Linked DNA regions of Homo sapiens: region 1 is linked to region 2. Evidence: chromatin loops called from intact Hi-C (ENCODE). Cell type or tissue: endothelial cell of umbilical vein. All regions are shown on one strand. Each heading gives the region's core, and the rest is flanking DNA. Links, peaks and the distances in the headings are about the cores only. Region 1 overlaps FLII (FLII actin remodeling protein). Region 2 overlaps TOP3A (DNA topoisomerase III alpha).

Region 1 (10,753 bases), core at 1,795-9,794, 52 kb before region 2:
GTTCATGCCATTCTCCTGCCTCAGCCTCCTGAGCAGCTGGGACTACAGGCGCCCGCCACCACACCCAGCTAATTTTTTGTGTTTTTAGTAGAGACGGGGTTTCACTGTGTTAGCCAGGATGGTCTCGATCTCCTGACCTCATGATCCACCCGCCTCGGCCTCCCTAAGTCCTGGGATTACAGGCGTGAGCCACCGCACCCGGCCAACAAGACCAGATTAAACCACTTAGAGGTGGCAGTAGTTTGGGGCTTGGGAGCTGGTTTGGCCAGCCTGTTTCATAGATGAGATCACTGAGGTGCACGAGGTCAGGTCTCATCGGTTGGGCCCAGCAAGTGGCTGACTTACCCCTGCCTGAGTCTGTGGATCCTCACCTAGATGTGGGGCCCATAGATCTGCCCAGCGCATTTGCTGCCTCATGTTCCCAGGCACCTGACTGTAGGCCATAGCCTCACCCTGCACAGGACATGGACACCTCCCAGCTCTTTGTCTGGTGCCTCTCCCTGGCCTCAGTGGGGCATATGTGGCCTGGCGCTTGGATACCCATCTGGAGACTCAGCAAGCCCATCTCAGGTGGTCACTGAAGGGCCATGCCTGCCCTGCAGAGGAGACAGTGGCAGCACCTGTGTGGTCTGGCCGCTGTGGCAATCCATCTGCCCTTTTGCCCTCCCTCACCTTCTGCTGATACCTCTTCTCTCCCTCTTCCAGGAAGGCCAGAACTATCCCGACCTCCACCTGCCCTGCTCGGAGCTGGAGTGCTGGATCCCTGGCACCTGCCTGGCCCCTTAACATAGAACCACGCCTGCTAACCTGTAGGCTCCACTGGGACCTGCTGTCCTGTCCCGCCTGACCCTGGGCCCTGGAGCAGCACCAGCCCCAGGGTGTGGGCCTGGGACCTGGGCCAGAACTGAGCCCTCCTGCAGGCATTTGGCTGCCCTGGGGGCCCACTGCCTAGGGAAGAGGACAGGTGGGGCCCAGCACCTGTGCCACCTCCCCCCCTCCACACACCATCCTTCCCCCTCACTTTGCAGAGTATTTTTCCTTTTTTTTTTTTTTCTTAAAGACGGAGTCTTGCTCTGTCGCCCAGGCTGGAGTGCAGTGGCCCCATCTCTGCTCACTGCAAGCCCCGCCTTCTGGGTTCCCGCCATTCTTCTGCCTCAGCCTCCCAAGTAGCTGGGACTACAGGCGCCCACCACCACGCCCAGCTAATTTTTTCTGTATTTTTAGTAGAGATGGGGTTTCACCATGTTAGCCAGGATGGTCTCGATCTCCTGACCTCGTGATCCACCCACCTCAGCCTCCCAAAGTGCTGGGATTACAGGCGTGAGCCACCATGCCCAGCCCTGCAAAGAGTATTTTTCTAGCGCCTGGGCTGGACAGTTGTTTCTAAAACTAAACTATTTTGGTACCTGCTTCTGGGCCAGTCCCCAGCCTGTCATGAGTGTGTGTGTGCGGGCATGGATGTGACTGGGAGCTCTGCTGGGCACCCACATCTGGGGCCTAGTCAGGTGTGTGTGTCCGGCGGGGGGGGGGGGCAGGGGGGGGGGTCAAGATGAGTTTCCCTGTAGATTGTACCTTGGGGTTTTTTTCTGTCGTTTTGTTAAAATTAGCGCCATTTTAATATTAAAAATACTGATTTTTAATATTGAAAATAAAAGCATTTAATATCTCTTAAAGGGCATCCACATCTGCTTTATCCCTAGCGGAAGAGTGAGGGGGCTTCACACGTGCACTCACACTGTGGAGAGAGTTGGATTTCCCAGACCCCTGAGGGCACCTGTCAGGGTCATCCCCATTGGTGCTGCTTGAGGCTACTGGGGACTGTGGCACTGGACGTGGCTGGAGCAGGTGGTGTCACCTGAGTACATTCTTTGCTAGCAGACAGTGGATGAGGCCCCTTCCTCTTCCTCACCAAGCCTGGGGCTGTGCCAGCCTGTCTTAGGCCAGGGCCTTGCAGAAGGCGCTCCAGGCGTGGAAGCAGCGGGTAAAGGCGTGCTGCTCATTGCCCTTGCGGACCAGGCGCAGCCGGCGCGGCCGCTCATGTTCCTTGGACCGCATGTGCTGGATATATACCTGGCAAGGGGACAGCGAGCCTTGGGTGATGACCCTGCCCTGCCCACAGGCCCACCTCGGCCCTCCCTCCACCCAGATTACCTGGCAGGCCTTCAGGCTCAGCTTGATCTCCACCTGGCTAGTCTGGGTCCCCACCCACATGTAGACCTGTGGGGGCAGCAGGGGAGATACGGTTGCATGGGTGCCTGGGAACAGCCCCTTGCTCCTGGCCCGAGAATTCCCATTTGTAAGTAAGTCTATGGGCGCCTCCTTGGATGGGCAGGGCTAGTGGCAACATCACACCTCTTGGCCATTGTCTAGCAACATGATGTCATCATCTGCCAGGTCATCTTGGCAAAAGTCGGAGCATTTCTCAGTCACTGCAAAGTAGCCCTTCTCGTTGGAGCACCTGGGAATCAAGGGTCAAGGTGAGGCCAGAGGTCATAAGCAGCAGTGCCAGGACTGAGGGGAGGGTCAGGGCCCTGGCCTCACCGGAAGAGACGTGTGTGTTTCATGTACTCGGCATCGTCATCATAGGGCTTCTGTGCCCCAATGCCCACCCAGAAGAAGTTCTCAGGCTCCTCACCTTCGTTGATAACCTGCGGGAAAGGCCAGTCCAGCCCAGGGCCCCTGCCTGCCCTGGCTCCTCTGTGTGTGCCCGCCTGCCCGCCCGCCTCCTGACCTGCTTGCTGTAGGAGGTGTCAAACATGGTGTTCAGGATGTCTTCTGCCAACTTGGCTTCGTCAGGGTCTGATGCCCGGCCCACCCAGGCATACACGATGCCCTGGTTGTCCTCACTCTCAAAGGGAACCTGGGGAGTGTGCAGGGGTGGGGGTGTTCGCAGCTGACTCAGCCCCCAAACACCCCACCCCTTGGTCCACGGAGTCCTGGCTCACACCCACAACCCCACCTTGAGGATGAAGCAGAACTCGGAGTTGAGGAGGCTGGAGTCGGTGTTGATCTGGATGCACCTGTGGAAGGGATGGGGCATCAGCAAGGATTCAGGCCTGGCTCCCTGACGCTTGCTCGCCACTGCGTCCTCCCCCAGCCAGGCACCGGGTGCAGAGGGCGCTGCCGTTGGTGCGGATCTGGTAGAGGCTGGGCTGTTGGGCGCCCTGGACCGCCTTCCTCTTGCCCCGGTGGATGATGAACTTCCTCTTGAAATGGGACAGGAACTTGGGGTTCTCCTGCTGCTGCGTCATGCGTACCACCTGGGGATGTGGAAGTGTTAGGGGCAGCTCCCTGGACCCCCACCTGCCCCTCGGGAGCCTAACCTTCGCTGGGTCTGAGCCCCACCACACCCCTCCGCCTGGCCTCGGGCTCGCGGGGCTGCCAGGCACACCTCCAGCTTCCCAGGGAAGAGGCTCTCGAACTTCTTTTGCAGGCTGAAGGTGAAGGTGAGCCAGCCCATATTGGAGGCTTCACGGCCCTGCCAGAAGTACACGATGCACTGGAAGTCCTCCTCTGGCTGCTTCTCCTCTGCCTCAGCGGTTGCTTCCTCGCCTTCTTTGCCCTCGGCCTTCTCCTCCTTGTCTTCCTTCTTTTCCTCCTCCTCGTACTCCACAGGCACCCAGTACCTGCCGGGTTGGAAGGTTGTGAGCAGGGGCTCGAGCCCCCAGCACCAGGGGAGGGACTTGGGGAAGGGAGTGCTGAGGTGGTACCTGCAGAGGAAGACGTAGCAGTCCTGCGTGTAGAAGTGGCCAAACTCCTCTTCCGGCAGCCGCGCAAACTTCTTGCCCTCCAGCACGAAACCCTCCATGCCGTCTAGGTCTTCGTTCCACTCCTCCATCAGCTGCTCCGCCTGCAGGTGAGAGGGACCCGCCCCGCGGCAGGTCTGAGCGCGCTCTGCGCATAGGCCCCGCCCTCGGCCTGCCCCCCACCCCCCCCCCCGCGCCCCGGTCCCGGCCCTGCCCCCACCTCGGCCAGCGACATGGGCGGCTGCCGCGGCAGGAAAAGCGCAGTGAGGTCAGCCTTCATCTGGTCTTTCTTCTCGGCGTCGCGTTTCACCTTCCCGGAGAGACCCGGGCTCTGCAGCACGGCCTCCGCATTGCGTGTGTAGTCCACCGTCAACACATCGTCCCAATTCTTGAACTTGGCCTTGAACACCTGCCAGGGAGGCCATCAACTAACCATGAGGGGTGCGGCATGATTAGAGTTGGAGGAAGTAGCCCGAGGCTTGAGGCGGGACCCAAGGGAGATCTAGGGCGGGGCTTGGGAGGCGGGGCCTCGGACACGGAGGTAGGAATAGGAGGGGCAGCTTGCAGAGGGGGCGGGGCCTGGGCAGAGTCAGCAAAGAGGAGGTGGGTTTGGGCCCAGCTCTGTAGGGAGGTAGTGAAGCCACAGGGGTCAGGGCATGTCAGGGTGCGAAGGATCCTGGGGAGGGGCCTCCGAAGCTGCAAGCGCACCTGCGCCTCGGTGCCCTCGAGGCTGCGGCTGACCGTGGCATGGCGTGGCCGGTGCAGCATCCCGCACAGCTCCTGACCCAGCTTGAGGGCGGCAGCGCGCACCAGGCGCGGGGACTTGCGGCCGAGCCAGATGAACACGTCGGACCAACAGTCCAGAATGTACACGCAGCGCGTGTCCAGCAGACTCTGCAGCTGCGGACCGGGAGTCTGGAGGTCAAAGCCCAGCCAACGGGGAGGGATCTGGCCCCACGCCCTCCTCCTGCATCTCTTACCAGCCGCATTCTTGGCATCAGCTCCACCTTGGGACGCTGCTTATGTTCCACGGAGAGCTTGTAGTTGATCTGTGGCAGCTCCAGGTAGCCCAAGCCCAGGCCCACCTGGCAGGAAGGATGAGCATGGCAGGGAAGGGATCTGGAGACAGGAACCTCACCCACACAGCCCTCTGCTCTGGAACCAGCCCTGCCCTGCAGCGTGGCTCACTGACTGCTTCTGTTTCCCCCTCCCCTTCAAGGTCTTTTTAGGGATATCCTTTCAGAAGGGCTTTTAAATGGAGTTTTCCCTGCCTGCCCTCTCCAGGCCCTTCATGCCATTTCTAATTAACGTGTCCCTTTCCTGTTCACAAGAATCTAGATAATTGAGCCAAGGTTCCCAGCCCTGGCACTAGGTGCTTCTGTCTCCCCTACGGCCCCACCATCCTGGAAAGACTCCGTGAGGCTACTTCTCAAAAGCAGCCTCCAGACCTTTGCTCATACTGTTCCTTGTCCAGAAGGTGGCACCCTCTCCCCACCAAAGTCGAGATGGAGCCCAAAGCCAACTACATCGGTGTGTAGTCCATTCCCCCAGTCGGTGGGTGAACTTGGGAGGCCAAGGTGGGCCTCAGCAGCAGGGCTCACCTTGTACAGCTTGGGCTGCGGCGGCCAGAAGTCTTCAGGCACGTGCTTCTTGATCTCAGAGGGCTCCCCACCCAGTGCCTCCCAGAACTCTGGGAGCTCCTGGCCCTGCACCAGCAGTGTGATCTCAGCCTTCCCTTTCCGCTCATTCTTGTTAATTTTCTCTGCAAAGAGCCTGAGAGCAGGATGCAAAGTCATCAGCGAGGCTCACACCCCTTTCCTTCACACAAAAGACCCCACGGTGTCCTTGTACCTGGCCTTGGTGGTGCTGCTCAGTGTGGCCTGGGCCCCCCGCCATACGTAGATGTCTAGCCCTCGGTCCAGCAGGAAAACAAACCTGGACAAGAAGGGGCAGGAAGGAGCTGTGATGGTGCATGGGGCAATGGTCACCCCATGCTCCTGACCCCACCAAAAAAAATCCCTCACTATGGGGTTTCTGGGTAAGCCCCAGGGACCCCCCGCCAAGCTCGTGGGCAGGAATTGCTAGAGGGCCTCCTCTTCTAAGAGGCCCACACCTGCCCCCACTGGTGGGGAGGAGGCTGAGGATGAAGCACCCCCACCTCACATTGTTGGGGCTCACCTTGGGTCCAGAGAGGTCCCCTTGAGGGGCACAGGCTCCAACTTGATGTTCTTTTTCCCATACACACGATACATCCTGGGCGCAGGGCAAGAGTGGCTCAGTGTAGGCACCAAGGGCCTAACTTAGCCCCAACACCCTCCCCTCCACCCCTTGCCAGCAGACTCCAGGTCCATACCCCCCACTGCCCACACACCCTCACCTGGTGACATAGTGTGTGTCTTCCACAGTGTAGAAGCCACTGGCTGTTCCACCCTCAATGTAGGAGATGTCGTTGTCAAACACCTGTGTGTGTGAGGGTGTGGTTCTTCATCACTGAGCTGCCCCCTCCCCCACCAACCACTGCCCCTCAGGTGGGGGTACAGAGTTGCATACAGGTGAATTGAGTGCTACAAATCTATGATGCCTGTAATCCCAGCACTTCAGGAGTCTGAGGTGGGTGGATCACCTGAGGTCAGGAGTTGGAGACCAGCCTGACCAACATGGAGAAACCCTGTCTCTACTAAAAATACATAAATTAGCCAGGCGTGGTGGTGCATGCCTGTAATCCCAGCTACTCGGGAGGCTGAGGCAGGAGAATTGTTTGAACCTGGGAGGCGGAGGTTGCAGTGAGCTGAGATTGTGCCATTGTACTCCAGCCTGGGCAACAACAGCAAAACTCTGTCTTAAAACAAACAAACAAACAAACAAACAACAACAAAAAAAACAGATCTGGCTGGGCACGGTGGCTCATGCCTGTAATCTTAGTACTTTGGGAGGCCAAGGCGGGTGGATCACCTAAGGTCAGGAGTTCGAGACCAGCCTGGCCAACATGGCAAAACCCCATCACTACTAAAAAAATACAAAAATTAGCTAGGCGTGGTAGCACATGCCTGTAATCCCAGCTACTTGGGAGGCTGAGGCAGGAGAATCGCTTGAACCCTGGGGGCGGAGGTTGCAGTGAGCCAAGATTGTGCCACTGCACTCCAGCCTGGGCAACAAAGCGAGAGTCTGTCTAAAATAAAACATACACATCTGTGTCTATAAACATACACACGTCGGGGTGTTGGGATGTATGAAAAATATGGACACGTTCACCCACGTTTGTAAAGATGCCAGCAGCATGTTTAGATGCACGCATATCAGGGTACACAAGCAAGTGGGTTCATGGAAGAGTGGAAACCTGGGTGAATGTGGGTAAAAAAAACTCGGGGCGGGTGGGGTGTGTGCATAAACTCCACGTGTGTGTACATGCGAACATATGTCTAGGTGTAACCAGCTGGCGGCTAACACTGCTCAGTAATTTATTCAAGACTGGACTCTGGTCCCGCCCTTGGCCCCACCTCCTTGGCATCCAGGTGTGTCCTTGCCTCCTAATAACAGGTTTTGGCCCTGCCTTCTCACTGCTCTTGGCAACACCCCTTCCACCCTACTCTCAGCTCCCCTGTGTCAGCCCACTGGTCTAGCTCCCATGCCCAGCCTGTACCCTTATCCTTGCCCGGCTGAATTCTGCCCCGCGTTCCAGAACTCTCCTTTGCTGACCCAGGCTTTGGCCACCTTAGACCTCACCCTGCGGTCTGCCTTAGGTCCCGCACAGTATCGTTGATCCACCCCCTTTAACCCCAGCTCCCTGCCTGCCCACCTGTTCTGCCTACCTGCCTTGGGCCCACTGCCCCTGCACCAGAGTTCCCTGGGAACCCCACTCTGCCCACCCCCAATTTTAACGGGCTGGCACCTGCAGGAACTCCTCGCTCTCATCGCCCATCTCCTCCCGGACAGTGCGGCACTCAGCACCCAGGTAGTTGCGCAAGTTGACAGCGTGGATGGCAGAGCAAGCTTTCTTGTCGAGTGTGGCCTCCCCGCCAATCCAGTAGTAGATCTCCCAGTTGAGGGAGCCGCTGTCATCCAGAAAGGTCTGGAAGCCAAGGCACCGGCCACATCAGCTTTCATCCTGGTCTTCCGGCCACCCCGGAGACGCCACTCTGAACAGCACAGGCTTCCCAGCCCCAGGGGCTTTGTACTGCCCCTGTGCCTGGACCACCTCCTGCAGCCTGCCCACCTCCCACCTGGCCTCCCTGAACAAAACTCTGGAGTTGGGGACTGAGCCATCTTAGAGGAAGGTACTGGGCCACATGGCCCCTAACAGCATGCCCAGCCCTCACCTTGAGCACAATGTAGCAGTCAGCCTCGTAGAACTTGCCGTGGAAGGCTTCCTCCACCAGCACAGGCACGAAGTTCTCTATCTGCCAGATGGTCAGTCCGGGCAGCTGGCCCACGTCCTCCGTGAAGAACTCGGAGTAGTCAAGGCGGGGCTTCTCCAGGCCCTGGTCCCAACGCCGCACCTTCCCGCTGGGGGCCCGGGCATCTGCGCTCTCCTGGGGGCAGAGTCACAGAGCACGGCTTGACTCTGTGAAGCCACTCAGGCCAGTCTTTACTTGCTACCCACACCTCAGGGCCTTTGCACAGCTGTTCTTTCTGCCCAGCACCCCCCGTCCCTCTTGGCCAGGGTCAAGGCCAGGGTCGGCCTTCAGCAGAAGCTAAGGCTCCCTGCCTTGTCCCAACCCTGGCCTGGCTCACCTCCTGCTTTTTGTTCTTCTCCTGGGCAACATCTGACATGCCCTTCAGCACCTGCTTGGCCTGGTCATCCTGGGCTGAATCCTTGCGCCTCCGCAGTCGCATCTTGCGAGCCATAGGGTCCTTGGGCCCACTCCCTGCTTAGGGGAGGGGCAAACAGCTGAGCCCTCACTGGGCCTGCTGCCCCCTTGGGCATGCGACCAACCAGGGGCCAACTCCACCCACCAGGGTCCAGAAAGCTGTATGCCACCCAATTTACAGATGTGTCATTTGAGGCCTGGAGAGGAGCCCCCGTTCCCAGGCCAGACCTTTCCCCACTCACCAGCTGCAGCTGCAGCCACGGTAGCAGGAGAGGCACCCGCTAGCCGCAGCTGGTTCTGCAGCGAGAAGTCGATGTTGTACCACTCAGCGGCACGGTCTGCGGGCTTGGGCGGCATGACCAGGTTGGGGTTCTCCCGCACATCCAGGACCTGCCCCATAGGGTGAGCAGAGCCGGCACTGAGCCTGGGTCCTACCTCCCAGACACACCAATCCAGTTTCTTGCTCTTGTCTGCAGCCGCCAGGGCTGAGAGGTCAGGGAACTGGGTTCTCCTCCCACCCACCTCTGGGGCTGGCTGGGGGCTTAAATGAGACTGTGGAATGTACTCTGGATGCAGGGAGGTGGGGCCCACCTTCTCCCCACGGGCACCCTGGCACTGGCCACCTCCCTCAGGAGGCCTCTGCTGGGTCCCCCTTGCTCCAGGGCACACCCCTTGCTTGTCTCTCTTGAGCCCTCTCAAACCCAGCATGCCTGACCTCGATCTCCGTCAGGAAATGGATGGCTTCTGGGAGGGTCACCAGGTGGTTCTTGTTCAGGACAAGTTTCCTCAGCTTTGGGCACCTGTGAAGACAGGGCCAGCCAGGGCCTCAGGCAGGTGACAGACAAGGGGAAGTGGGCAAGAAAACCCCTAGTCCTGGGGAGGGGAGGCAGGTAGGGTCAGAGGAACTGGCGGGGGTCTCCATTCTCTGCCTGAAGGACTTCTCAGAGCCAAGAGACCATGTTACGGGCACTGTGATCTCCAGAAGGGGAGAGAAGCAACACTGCGTTCCCACGTCATGTGGCCTTGTCCCTAACAGTGCCCCCCGAAGGGTGCTCTCAGGGGCTCAAGTTGGGAATGGCTGGCATGGGACTGTGGTCTTCATCCACAAAGGTGAGTTAACTGGGCCGGGCGTGGTGGCTCACACCTGTAATCCCAGCACTTTGGGAGGCTGATCATTTGAGGACAGGCATTCAAGACCAGCCTGGCCAACATGGTGAGACCCCATCTCTACTAAAAATACAAAAAGAGCCGGGCGTGGTAGCGCACGCCTATAATCCCAGCTACTCAGGAGGCTGAGGCAGGAGATTCGCTTGAACCTGGGAGACAGAGGCTGCAGTCAGCCGAGATTGCACCACTACATTCCAGCCCAGGCGACAGAGCGAGACTCTGTCTCAAAAACAAAAAAGAAAAGAAAAGAAAAGAAAAGGTGAATTAACCCATCTTCATTTTGTCTGACTTGCACAGACCACAAGGTGGGCTCTGACTACGATCCCGGGGTTCTCTGTGCTGCAAGTGCCTCTGCTAGCCCCAGCCCTGCCCAGCACCTGCAGAGACTTTCAGGGACCAGCTCCAGGTTGTTGTTGGCAGCCATGAACTCTTCCAGGTTGGTGAGCTTGCCAATGCCTGAGGGCAGCCCGTCAAAGTCCAGCTTGTTGGAATTCAGGTACAGCTTCTTCAGCTTGCTCAGCTTGCAAATGGCTGACTGGAGGGGGAACGGGCAGGGGTGGGAGGTCAGGGCCAGGCTCACGGCCTTCCTCCCATCCCCCTACTGAGGGCCTCAGACGCACGGGCAGTGAGGTGAGCTGATTTCGGGACAGGTTCAGAGTTTCCACGTGCACCCACTGGTCTATGCACAGGGACAGCTCCGTGATCTGGTTGCTGCTGAGGTTGAGGCGGCGCAGGCTGGGGAGGGTGTACAGACACTCGGGCACCCGTGTCAGGTCATTGCAGGACAGATCCACGTCTGGGGTGCAGGGTGGGGTGCATCAGCTGGGGCCCATACACCAGGTGCCAGGGCAGCCAGCCCTAGTGTGAACCCCAGCTCTGCCACCTCTGAGCTGTGTGGCTTAGGCAAGTGACAACTGCTGTGCGCCCAAGTTTCTCCATTTGGACAAACTCCCTCACATGGGGGTTGCGGGGGAGTTTTCTAGGCATAAAGTCAGTGTTAAGGCATCATCATAATCGCAAAAGTCACTGTAA
Region 2 (11,035 bases), core at 1,643-9,642:
TTTTTTTTTTGAGACGGAGTCTCGCCCTGTCGCCTAGGCTGGAGTGCAGTAGCATGATCTCGGCCCACTGCAACCTCCACTTCCTGGGTTCAAGTGATTCTCCTGCTTCAGCCTCCCAAGTAGCTGAGATTACATCACCACCATGCTTGGCAAATTTTTGTATTTTTAGTAGAGATGGGGTTTTGCCATGCTGGCCTGGCTGGTCTCGAACACCTGACCTCAGGTGATCTGCCCGCCTCGGCCTCCCAAAGTGCTGGGATTACAGAAGTGAGCCACCACGTCTGGCCAAAACTCTGCATTTTAAAAATTTTTTTATTTTCGAGACAGTCTCGCTCTTGTTGCCCAGACTGCAGGGCAGTGGCACGATCTCGGCTCACTGCAACCTCTGCCTCCTGGGTTCATGCGATTCTCCTGCCTCAGCCTCCTGAGTAGCTGGGACTACAGGTGCTCACCATGGCTGGCTAATTCTTGTGTTTTCAGTAGAGACGGGGTTTTGCCATGTTGGCCAGGCTGGTCTCAAATTCCTGACCTCAGGTGATCTGCCTGCCTTGGCCTCCCAAAGTGCTGTGATTACAGGCGTGAGCCACCGCGTCTGGCCCAGAAATCTACATTTTTTTTTTTTTTCACATGGAGTCTTGCTCTGTCATCCAGGCTGGAGTGCAGTGGCGTGATCTCGGCTCACTGTAAGCTCTGCCTCCTGGGTTCACGCCAATTCTCCTGCCTCAGCCTCCCGAGTAGCTGGGACTACAGGCACCTGCCACCACGCCTGGCTGATTTTTTCTATTTTTAGTAGAGACAGGGTTTCACCATGTTAGCCAGGATGGTCTCGATCTCCTACCTCGTGATCTGCCCGCCTCAGCCTCCCAAAGTGCTGAGATTACAGGCGTGAGCCACTGCGCCCGGCCCGAAATCTACATTTTTTAACAAGCAGTCTAATACACTGCTTTAACACAGACAGTCTGAGAACCACACTTTGGGAATACCACCCAAGCCCCAGTAAATTCTCCTGGAGGGTGAAAATAATGAGCTGTTCTTTTCCCTAGGTGACAAGCTAACAATGCTGATGACTATACGTCACACTACAGCACACTTAACCAGGGAGGACTAAAACACATATGCCTACTATATAAAATCAATGCAGCTGGGCACGGTGGGTCATGCCTCTAATCCCAGCACTTTGGGAGGCCGAGGCGGGCGGATCACAAGTTCAATAGATTGAGACTACCCTGGCCAACATGGTGAAACCCCATCTCTACTAAAAATACAAAAATTAGCTGGGTGTGGTGGCGCGCACCTATAGTCCCAGCTACTCAGGAGGCTGAGGCAGGAGACTCGCTTGAGCCCGGGAGACGGAGGTTGCAGTGAACCAAGATCACGCCACTGCACTCCAGCCTGGCGACAGAGCAAGACTCTGTCTCAAAAAACAAACAAACAAACAAACAAAATGCATAACTTCCCCCATGCAATCCCTCCACACATATACACATTTATTGTGGCTTGACCAAGACAAAAGAACGCACTGACCACCAGTCCCTGTGTGCTTCTTAGCCTCCATGCTTGTTAGCCTGAGTGTTCTGTATGTCCAACCTCCAGAGTGAATTCTAATAGTAATTCTATCCCAAATTTTCCTGCTAAGTGGTGACTGAGAAGGCATACTCCTAATGTGATTTACTCAGACTTATGTTCTGTCAGGGTGGCTCTTTCTGGGGTCAAATAATTTGAGAAGCCCTGTTCTAAAGTAGGTTCATATAGCAGATTATTTAAAGCAATATTTATACAGATTATACAGCAACATGAAAAAAATGCTTGGGTGGAAAAGCTACTCTAATTATAATGCTGTAAAAATATGCATATTAAAAAACAGGAAGAGATACTAGTAATTATGTAAGGATGGTGAAGCCATAGGTTGTCTTCCTCTTTTTGTTTCCCAAACCTCATACAATGCAGTTATATTGCATTTGTTAACAAAAACAACAAAAAAAAGGCCAGGCGCGGTGGCTCACGCCTCTAATCCCAGCACTTTGGGAGGCTGAGGTGGGCAGATCACCTGAGGTCAGAAGTTCGAGACCAGCCTGACCAACATGGAGAAACCCTGTCTCTACTACAAACACAAAATTAGCCAGGCATGGTGGTGCATGCCTATAATCCCAGCTACTTGGGAGGCTGAGGCAGGAGAATCACTTGAACCCGGGAGGCAGAAGTTGTGGTGAGCTGAGACCGCACCATTGCACTCCAGCCTAGGCAACAAGAGCGAAACTGCGCCCTGTCCCTGTCCCTGTCCCTCTCCCTCTCCCCACGGTCTCCGTCTCCCTCTCTCCACGGTCTCCCTCTGATGCCGAGCTGAAGCTGGACGGTACTGCTGCCTGATTCTCCTGCCTCAGCCTGCGGACTGCCTGCGATTGCAGGCGCGCGCCGCCACACCTGACTGGTTTTCGTATTTTTTTGGTGGAGACGGGGTTTCGCTGTGTTGGCTGGGCTGGTCTCCAGCTCCTAACCGCTAGTGATCCGCCAGCCTCGGCATCCTGAGGTGCCGGGATTGCAGACGGAGTCTCGTTCACTCCGTGCTCAATGGTGCCCAGGCTGGAGTGCAGTGGCGTGATCTCGGCTCGCTACAACCTTCACCTCCCAGCAGCCTGCCTTGGCCTCCCAAAGTGCCGAGATTGCAGCCTCTGCCCGGCCGCCACCCCATCTGGGAAGTGAGGAGCGTCTCTGCCCAGCCGCCCATCGTCTGGGATGTGAGGAGCCCCTCTGCCTGGCTGCCCAGTCTGGAAAGTGAGGAGCGTCTCTGCCCGGCCGCCATCCCATCTAGGAAGTGAGGAGCGCCTCTTCCCGGCCGCCATCCCATCTGGGAAGTGAGGAGCGTCTCTGCCCGGCCGCCCATCGTCTGAGATGTGGGGAGCACCTCTGCCCTGCCGCCCCGTCTGGGATGTGAGGAGCGTCTCTGCCCGGCCGCCCCGTCTGAGAGGTGAGGAGACCCTCTGCCTGGCAACCACCCCGTCTGAGAAGTGAGGAGCCCCTCCGCCCGGCAACCGCCCCGTCTGAGAAGTGAGGAGCCCCTCCGCCCAGCAGCCGCGCCGTCTGAGAAGTGAGAAGCCCCTCCGCCCAGCAGCCACCCCGTCTGGGAAGTGAGGAGCGTCTCTGCCCAGCAGCCACCTCGTCCGGCAGGGAGGTGGGAGGGTCAGCCCCCCGCCCGGCCAGCCGCCCCATCCGGGAGGGAGGTGGGGGGGTCAGCCCCCCACCCGGCCAGCCTCCCCGTCCGGGAGGGAGGTGGGGGGGTCAGCCCCCCGCCCGGCCAGCCGCCCCGTCCGGGAGGTGAGGGGCGCCTCTGCCCGGCTGCCCCTACTGGGAAGTGAGGATCCCCTCTGCCCGGCCACCACCCTGTCTGGGAGGTGTACCCAACAGCTCATTGAGAACGGGCCATGATGACAATGGAGGTTTTGTGGAATAGAAAGGGGGGAAGGGTGGGGAAAAGATTGAGAAATCGGATGGTTGCCGTGTCTGTGTAGAAAGAGGTAGACGTGGGAGACTTTTCATTTTGTTCTGTACTAAGAAAAATTCTTCTGCCTTGGGATCCTGTTGATCTGTGACCTTACCCCCAACCCTGTGCTATCTGAAACATGTGCTGTATCCACTCAGGGTTGAATGAATTAAGGGCAGTGCAAGATGTGCTTTGTTAAACAGATGCTTGAAGGCAGCATGCTCCTTAAGAGTCATCACCACTCCCTAATCTCAAGTACCCAGGGACACAAACACTGCGGAAGGCCGCAGGGTCCTCTGCCTAGGAAAACCAGAGACCTTTGTTCACTTGTTTATCTGCTGACCTTCCCTCCACTATTGTCCTGTGACCCTGCCAAATCCCCCTCTGTGAGAAACACCCAAGAATGATCAATTAAAAAAAATAAAAATAAAATTAAAATTAAAAAAAAAAAAGAGCAAAACTCCATCTCAAAAAATAAAAAATAAAAAATAACAGGCCAAGCAGTGGTTGGGTGTGGTGGCTTATGCCTGTAATCCCAGTACTTTGGGAGGCTGGGGCTGGAGAATCACTTGAGGCCAGAAGCTTGAGACTAGCCTAGTCAACATAGTGAGATTCCATCTCTACCAAAAAATTTTAAAAATAATTAGCTGGTCATAGTGGTACATGACTATAGTCCCAGCTACTTGGGAGGCTGAGGTGGGAAGATCTCTTGAGCCCAGAAGTTTGAGTCTACAAAAACAAAATAAACAAAAAAACAAACAGTGAGGCTAAGCAGGACCGTGTCTTTCTCCAGTGTTTTCTTGTGTGGCCTGGTGATGGGTGATATTTTCTTCCACCAAGCCACAGTCTAGGCGGTAGAACCACAGCCTCAAAACAGTAAGTGTTCCCCGAGTGCCTGAAACAGCCTGTCTGGAACATACCACAGTGTCCAAGGCTTGAGGCCGCCACTTGCTCTTGGGCTTAGATCTGACCTCTACCACAGTTGCCATGGGATCCTAGAAAGCCAGGAAAGAAAAGACCATGTTAACCTGTTAGTGCATCATCTCCATCCTTCCTATGGATAGCCCATGCCAATCCTTCTAGATCACACTGACCACCGCCAGCTAAGCCCGCAGTGACAGCCTAGAAGAGTGCCCCACTTAATGTCGCTTGTAGCTGACAGTATGGTAGACACCATCACTACTTTCCCACTCAAACCAAGATTGTGAAGGGCAATTTCACAAGCCTTAAGGTGCTTCCACCAGAGCCTATGAAATCCAACAGCCTATGCATCACCTGAGTACAGTTTTCTATGTACACGTGCACAGTGCTCTTTCTGTTGTTGTTTTCTTTAAAATACAGAGATGGGGTCTTGCTATGTTGCCCAGGCTGGCCCAGAAGTCCTGGGCTCAAGCAATACTCCCATAAGCCACCATGCTTGGCCCAGTGCTCCTTTAAAAAAAAAATTCAGGATAATACAGTTAGAAATAGGAGAAATTGCTGGGCACAGTGGCTCACGCCTGTAATCCCACCACTTTGGGAGGCCGAGGCGGGCGGATTACAAGGTCGAGAGCTAGACCATCCTGGCCAACATGGTGAAAATCCATCTCTACTAAAAATACAAAAATTAGCTGGGCGTGGTGGTGCACGCCTGTAGTTCCAGCTACTGGGGAGGCTGAGGCAGGAGAATCGCTTGAACCCGGGAGGTAGAGGTTGCAGTGAGCTGAGATCGTGCCATTGCACTCCAGCCTGGCAAATGAGCTAGACTTTGTCTCGGGGGAGAAAAAAAAAAGAAATAGGAGAAATTGTACAAGTTGGAGACCTTTAATCTTAAAACCAGCTTCATAGTTTACATCACCCACCACGTAGTCCCGCACCACATCCGAGTGAAGGAGAAACAGGGCAGGTCTTTTTATTACTTACTTTTATATTTTATTATTATTTGATTTTTTTTTTGAGGCAGTATCTCGTTCTGTCACTCAGGCTGAAGTGCAGTGGCATAATCATGGCTCACTGCAGCCTCAATCTGCTGGGCTCAAGCGATTCTCCCACCTCAGCCTCCCAAGTAGATGGAACTATATGCAGGTACCACCACGCCCAGCTAATTTTTCTTTTTTAGAAAGATGGGGTTTCACTATGAAACCCAGGCTGGTGGTCTTTTTATTTAACAAATAATTGTACAGTGTCACAGAGACTCCCAGTGGTCCAGGGTCAAAGGGTGGAGTGAGAGAGAGATGGAGAAGGCAGCATGGTCTGCAGAAGGGGCAGGGACACACTAGGACTCTGCCATGTACAGCTCTCACGTGTCTGTGGGTTAAGTCTCTTCACTTTCTTTAGCTTCCTCATCTGGAAAATGTGGATGCTATCACTGCCTTCAGAGGCATTATTAGGATTAAACAAAACAACACATAACGAAGTGTACCTGGTCCATAGCGGGTGCTGCACAGTTATCACATCCCTTTGCCTAATTAGTAACAAATCTGCCAGTGGGCTACAGCCAAGAAGCACACCATGAATTAAGCCTAGAGAGCTCGGAATTTTACTTAAGCATGACTCTGTGCAGCCCCTGGGTTAAACCAGGCTGTTATGTGCTAATAGGAAGTGGCATCAGAAAGTAAACAATCAGCCCAAGGGCCAGGAAACATTAGGGTGGGTCCCAACTCTGCCACCAACTGGCCTATGACCCGGGCCAGTCTTGCTCCCTTCTATGACACATGCGTGTCCCACCCACCCCGCCAGCCCTTTCCCTAATCTCTCCAGCCTCTGCTCAAGTGTTACCCCTCCCCTCACTGTCCCTCCGGCCTTTCTCTATCCCTTTACCTTGCTTTATTTTCTTCCTAGCTTTTATCACTATATAAAATTAGCCCACTAATTTGTGACTTTCACTTCTCTAGATGTCCTCATGTGACCAATAAAGAGGGGGCTGAGCCAAATGCTGTTCATTCTCTCCTAGCTCTATAAGTCAATGACCTGGACTGGTCTAGATAATCCTTGCTAATTTCTGGTGATAGTATATGCCCCAAGAGGGGATTTCAACTATACGTTTCCCAAAATTTCTGATTTTATCTAAAAATAATGTAGATACTTCCCTTTTCCTTTTAGTGCTGTTCTCATGGGGTTCGTCTTATTGGTTCCCAAAAAGTGATCCCCTGAGATGCAAACTTAAAGCTAAAGTCCAATGGGAGAATGAGACAGATCACCTCTGCCGACAGTGGGAGTGGTTTGGGAGGTGTGCAGAATGTTTCCTAGATCATTAGGGGTTCTTACCTCCACACACAACTGATAGAGAACTAGGCAAGCCGTGTGGTTAAAGAGTCGATGCCTTTTCCAGTTGAATTCTACGATACCATCTTTGTGGTCATGAGTTACTATATTAAGGAGAGACAAACAGAAAGGCTGTGTCTCAGAGACATGTCATGATATGACAGATAGAAAAAGGTTTATTGTGGTGAAAGTCAAACGAATATCAAATAGGGAGGAGTTTCTGGATAACAAAGGGAACTTTAAGTGGATTGTAATGGGCCAGGGAGGATGACAGCAAGACTAAAATAAATCACATCTTTATTAGTGCTATTAATGCTCACAGTCCCCCTCCTTAACCTTGAGCCCATAGGTCCCAGGCCATAACACCCACTCCAGGCCCTACCTTTAATTCTGTGGAAGATTTCTGGTACAAAAGCCTGAATGGCTTTGAACCGCTCCACCACAAAGCCCAGTGTGGGGAACTGGCAGCTGCCGTAACTGATGAGCTGCTCTGCCAGCACCTCAGGAAAAATCCTCTGAAGCCGCAGGGTCTGGAACCTAGTAAAGGCAGCTCCTGGAGAGTGAAGGAGAGTGAAGGAAGGTGAAAATGATGGATAATGAGAGTCCAGGGCTGGCTGCACATATCGACACAGAGCCCATTTTTGGTCCCATAACACAACATTAATGTGGCCATGGGAGAGGTCTGCCTAGCTCCTCACCAATCCTCAGGTCCAGCTCCTGCCTCACATCCACAGCATCGCTCACCCTCTGATCAGGCTCGGTCAGGTTTTCACAAGCTGTCCTGACGGCATGGGGTGTGATCTCAGAGAATCGGGCTCGCAACACCTGCAGATTGGGCTTTACTGCAGAACACAAGGTGTTACCAAGGTCAAAGTCAAATCACACTGCCCTCCATCATAAAGGACTCACTTTTCTTAAAGCCCCTTGAAATAAAGGCAAACCAGTTCAAGAAGCTGTGAGATGACCAATTTACCTATTAGGTTAAATCAATGGTGTACAGTGTCTAAAGAGGAAACATCACCATAACCTTTAAACTGAGTGTACTGTCAGAAATAGTGATGGAGTTAATTTTAGCTAGTAACTGTGGGGAAAAGAGAGATCAGATCGTTACTGTGTCTAGTAGAAAAAGGAAGACATAAAGAAACTCCATTTTGATCTGTACTAAGAAAAATTGTTCTGCTTTGAGATGCTGTTAATAATCTGTGACTTGTCCCAACCCTGTGCTCACAAAAACATGTGCTGTATTGACTCAAGGTTTAAAGGATTTAGGCCTGTGCAGGATGTGCTTTGTTAAAAATGTGTTTGCAGGCAGTACGCTTTGTGAAAGTCATCGCCATTCTCCACTCTCTATTAACCAGAGACACAATGCACTGTGGAAGGCCGCAGGGACCCCTGCCCAAGAAAGCCTGGGTATTGTCAAGGTTTCCCCCGACTGAGACAGCCTGAGATATGGCCTCGTGGGAAGGGAAAGACTTACAGCCCCCCAGCCCGACACTCGTAAAGGGTCAGTGCTGAGGAGGATTAGTGAAAGAGTAAGGCCTCTATGCGGTTGAGATAAGAAGGCATCTGTCTCCTGCACGTCTCTGGGAATGGAATGACTCGGTGTACAACCGACCATATATTCTATTCTGAGATAGGAGAAAACCACCTTATGGCTGGAGGCGAGACATCACGGCGGCAATACTGCTCTGTTACTCTTTACTGCACTGAGATGTTTATGTAAAGGTAAACATAAATCTAGCCTACGTGCACATCCAGGCACAGCACCTTCCCTTAAACTTATTTATGACACAGTCTTTTGTTTGTTTTCCTGCTGACCCTCTCCCCACCAACACCCTATAGTCACACTGCATTCCCCTCCCTGAGATAGTAAAGATAGTGATTGATAAATACTGAGGAACTGAGACCAGCACTGGTGTAGGTCTTCACTTGCTGAGCGCCGGTCCCCTGGGCCCACTTTTCTTCCCCTTTACTTTGTGTGTGTCTTCTTTCTTTTCTCAGTCTCTCGTCTCCACCTTGTGAGAAATACCCACAGGTGTGGAGGGGCAGGCCCCCTCCAATAACTAAAATACTAAAATGCTCTTGGTGAACATTTTTTTTTTGGAGACAGTCTCACTCTGTCACCCAGGCTGGAGTGCAGTGGTGCAATCTCGGCTCACTGCAACCTCTGCTTCCTGGGTTCAAGCAATTCTCCTGCCTTGGTCTCCTGAGTAGCTGGGACTACAGGCGCCCGCCACCACACCTGGCTAATTTTTGTATTTTTAGTAGAGACAGGGTTTCACCATGTTGACCAGGCTGGTCTTGAACACCTGACCTCAGGAGATCCACCTGCCTCAGCCTCCCAAAGTGCTGGGATTACAGGCATGAGCCACCGTGCCTGGCTGCCTTTTGCAACTTTAATCTTACTTGCTCTCTCAGGCCTTTTGAGAAAAGAAAAATATTGTCAATTAAAGGGTTCTGTAGGGGAATTTCATGTCCCTTCAGCAAAGAATATAGGACATATACACACTGTCCTTGAAAGTTAATGCACTTAAATTTCCAGGAGTCATTACAGCTTTGAACACAAAACCACTAAAGGAAAGTAGCAACCCCACCCTCTGAGCCAGAGAATGGCCTGTTCATCACTCCCTCTAAGTTACCCAAAACCATTAACACTGTTAGAGCCTTTAAATCCACTGCAACAATTATTTATTAATAGTCGAGCATTGTATAATATGAGAGATTAAAAAAGAAAACAGAACATTTTATAATTATTTTTTGTACTTTACTTGTGGTATATTCATTCTTTTATACATATTCAATATGTAATTTTATTTTTCTATTTTTGCTTCCATTAACCAAATACTAAAAGAATTCAATATATAACAACAACAACAACAACAAAAAGAATATAAAGTCCCTGTTCTCAAGGAGCCGGGTATCTGCTTGTATGCTTGTACCTAACAAGAAATGAGTCCTGGGCTAAATGGTTTACACCACTCATTAACTCATCTAATCTCTGTGGCAGTCCCAGGAAACATGTCAGATTGGCCTGATGTTAGAGACAAGGAAGTTGAGGCTCCCAATGGCTCAGTGATTTGCTCCAGGACACATGGCTGGTGGGACTCACAGACTGGGAGGGAGAGTACCTGCAGAGGACCTCATCCGTGGCCCATGTGCACATATAAACAAGAACACTCTATTTATGGAGTTCCAAAGTAGAGAAAGTCAGCAGCAGCAGCAGCACTTACCAGCCTTACACACGTGGATAATCTCAAACCCGATGTTTTCGCCTTCTCTATCACAGTCAGTCCAGATCACCAGAGCCTGGCACTGGCGAGTCTCTCGTTCCAAAGTTTTCTTAAGTTCGCAGTGGAATAAGAGTGGTGAGAACAGAATTGCACAACAGTGACTTGACATCTCTAAGCTAAGGGGATCTGACTGAAGGTTAATGCTGCTCTTGGAGTGTGACAACTTGGCAAGGGAAAGAGAACAGAGAAAACTGCTCTCATTGGTGCTAATCATGATACAACCCCTTAGAACCATAAACGAGTTTCTAGAATAGAGGGTTTAATATAACTTCCCCAATATGACAAAACCTGAAATTCAGCTCTAACACACACACACGCGCGCGCGCGCGCGCGCACGCACACTTCGAGAGGTTCTGATTATGACCTAGTTAAAAAAAACGAAGCCGGCTGGGCGTGGTGGCTCACGCCTGTAATCCCAGCACTTTGGGAGGCCGAGGTGGGTGGATCACGAGGTCAGGAGATCGAGACCATCCTGGTTAACACGGTGAAACCCTGTCTCTACTAAAAATACAAAAAATTAGCCGGGCATGGTGGCAGGCACCTGTAGTCCCAGCTACTCGGGAAGCTGAGGCAGGAGAATGGCATGAACCCGGGAGGCGCAGCTTGCAGTGAGTCGAGATCGCACCACTGCAGTCCAGCCTGGGTGACAGAGCAAGACTCCATCTCAAAACAAAACAAAACAAAACAAAACAAAATGAATCCCAATTGAATTTCATCCAAAGTTTTATCAGTTCTCAATAAATTAACTGGCCAGGCTCGGTGGCTCACACCTGTAATCCCAAAACTTTAGGAGGCTGAGGCGGGTGGATCACGTGAGGTCAGGAGTTCGAGACCAGCCTGGCCAACATGGTGAAACCCCATCTCTGTTAAAAATGCACAAATTAGCCGGGTGTGGTGGCAGGCGCCTGTAATCTCAGCTACTTGAGAGGCTAAGGCAAGAGAATCGCTTGAACCTGGAGGCAGAGGTTGCAGTGAGCTGAGATTGCACCATCATACTCCAGCCTGGGGGACAAGAGCGAGACTT

The links. A loop is a pair of places that touch in the nucleus more often than their neighbours do. Peaks named below come from ENCODE experiments on the same cell type or tissue, not always from the same donor. Only the 100,000 strongest peaks of a DNase experiment are listed, where the experiment ranks them.
Region 1: it touches region 2 in a loop (2.4-fold over the local background); 22 of 110 quality-filtered maps call a loop at or near these places.

What each region holds. Positions count from the first base shown.
Region 1 is chr17:18,243,203-18,253,955 of GRCh38, forward strand. FLII (FLII actin remodeling protein) reads right to left here. Exons shown (of 30, transcript NM_002018.4): 8 at 10,342-10,517; 9 at 10,099-10,256; 10 at 9,270-9,354; 11 at 8,797-8,944; 12 at 8,478-8,614; 13 at 8,063-8,275; 14 at 7,636-7,815; 15 at 6,124-6,206; 16 at 5,925-5,999; 17 at 5,598-5,681; 18 at 5,348-5,519; 19 at 4,727-4,831; 20 at 4,455-4,646; 21 at 3,967-4,155; 9 more. The coding sequence ends at 1,936. It overlaps LLGL1 (LLGL scribble cell polarity complex component 1), which reads left to right. Exons shown (of 23, transcript NM_004140.4): 23 at 706-1,673. Among named protein-coding and RNA genes, the nearest start is that of FLII, 10 kb to the right of the region's middle. RefSeq lists enhancers at 3,803-4,354, 4,905-5,454, 5,434-5,503. In endothelial cell of umbilical vein, for the core only: a CTCF peak has its summit at 5,209 (motif pointing right); DNase peaks (open chromatin) are centred at 4,169 and 5,439; H3K27ac peaks cover 1,508 bases.
Region 2 is chr17:18,295,161-18,306,195 of GRCh38, forward strand. It overlaps TOP3A (DNA topoisomerase III alpha), which reads right to left. Exons shown (of 19, transcript NM_004618.5): 5 at 9,952-10,060; 6 at 7,420-7,563; 7 at 7,104-7,274; 8 at 6,725-6,825; 9 at 4,399-4,473. Among named protein-coding and RNA genes, the nearest start is that of TOP3A, 14 kb to the right of the region's middle. RefSeq lists an enhancer at 1,996-2,694. In endothelial cell of umbilical vein, for the core only: no CTCF peak of the experiment used is centred there; a DNase peak (open chromatin) is centred at 6,081; H3K27ac peaks cover 1,276 bases.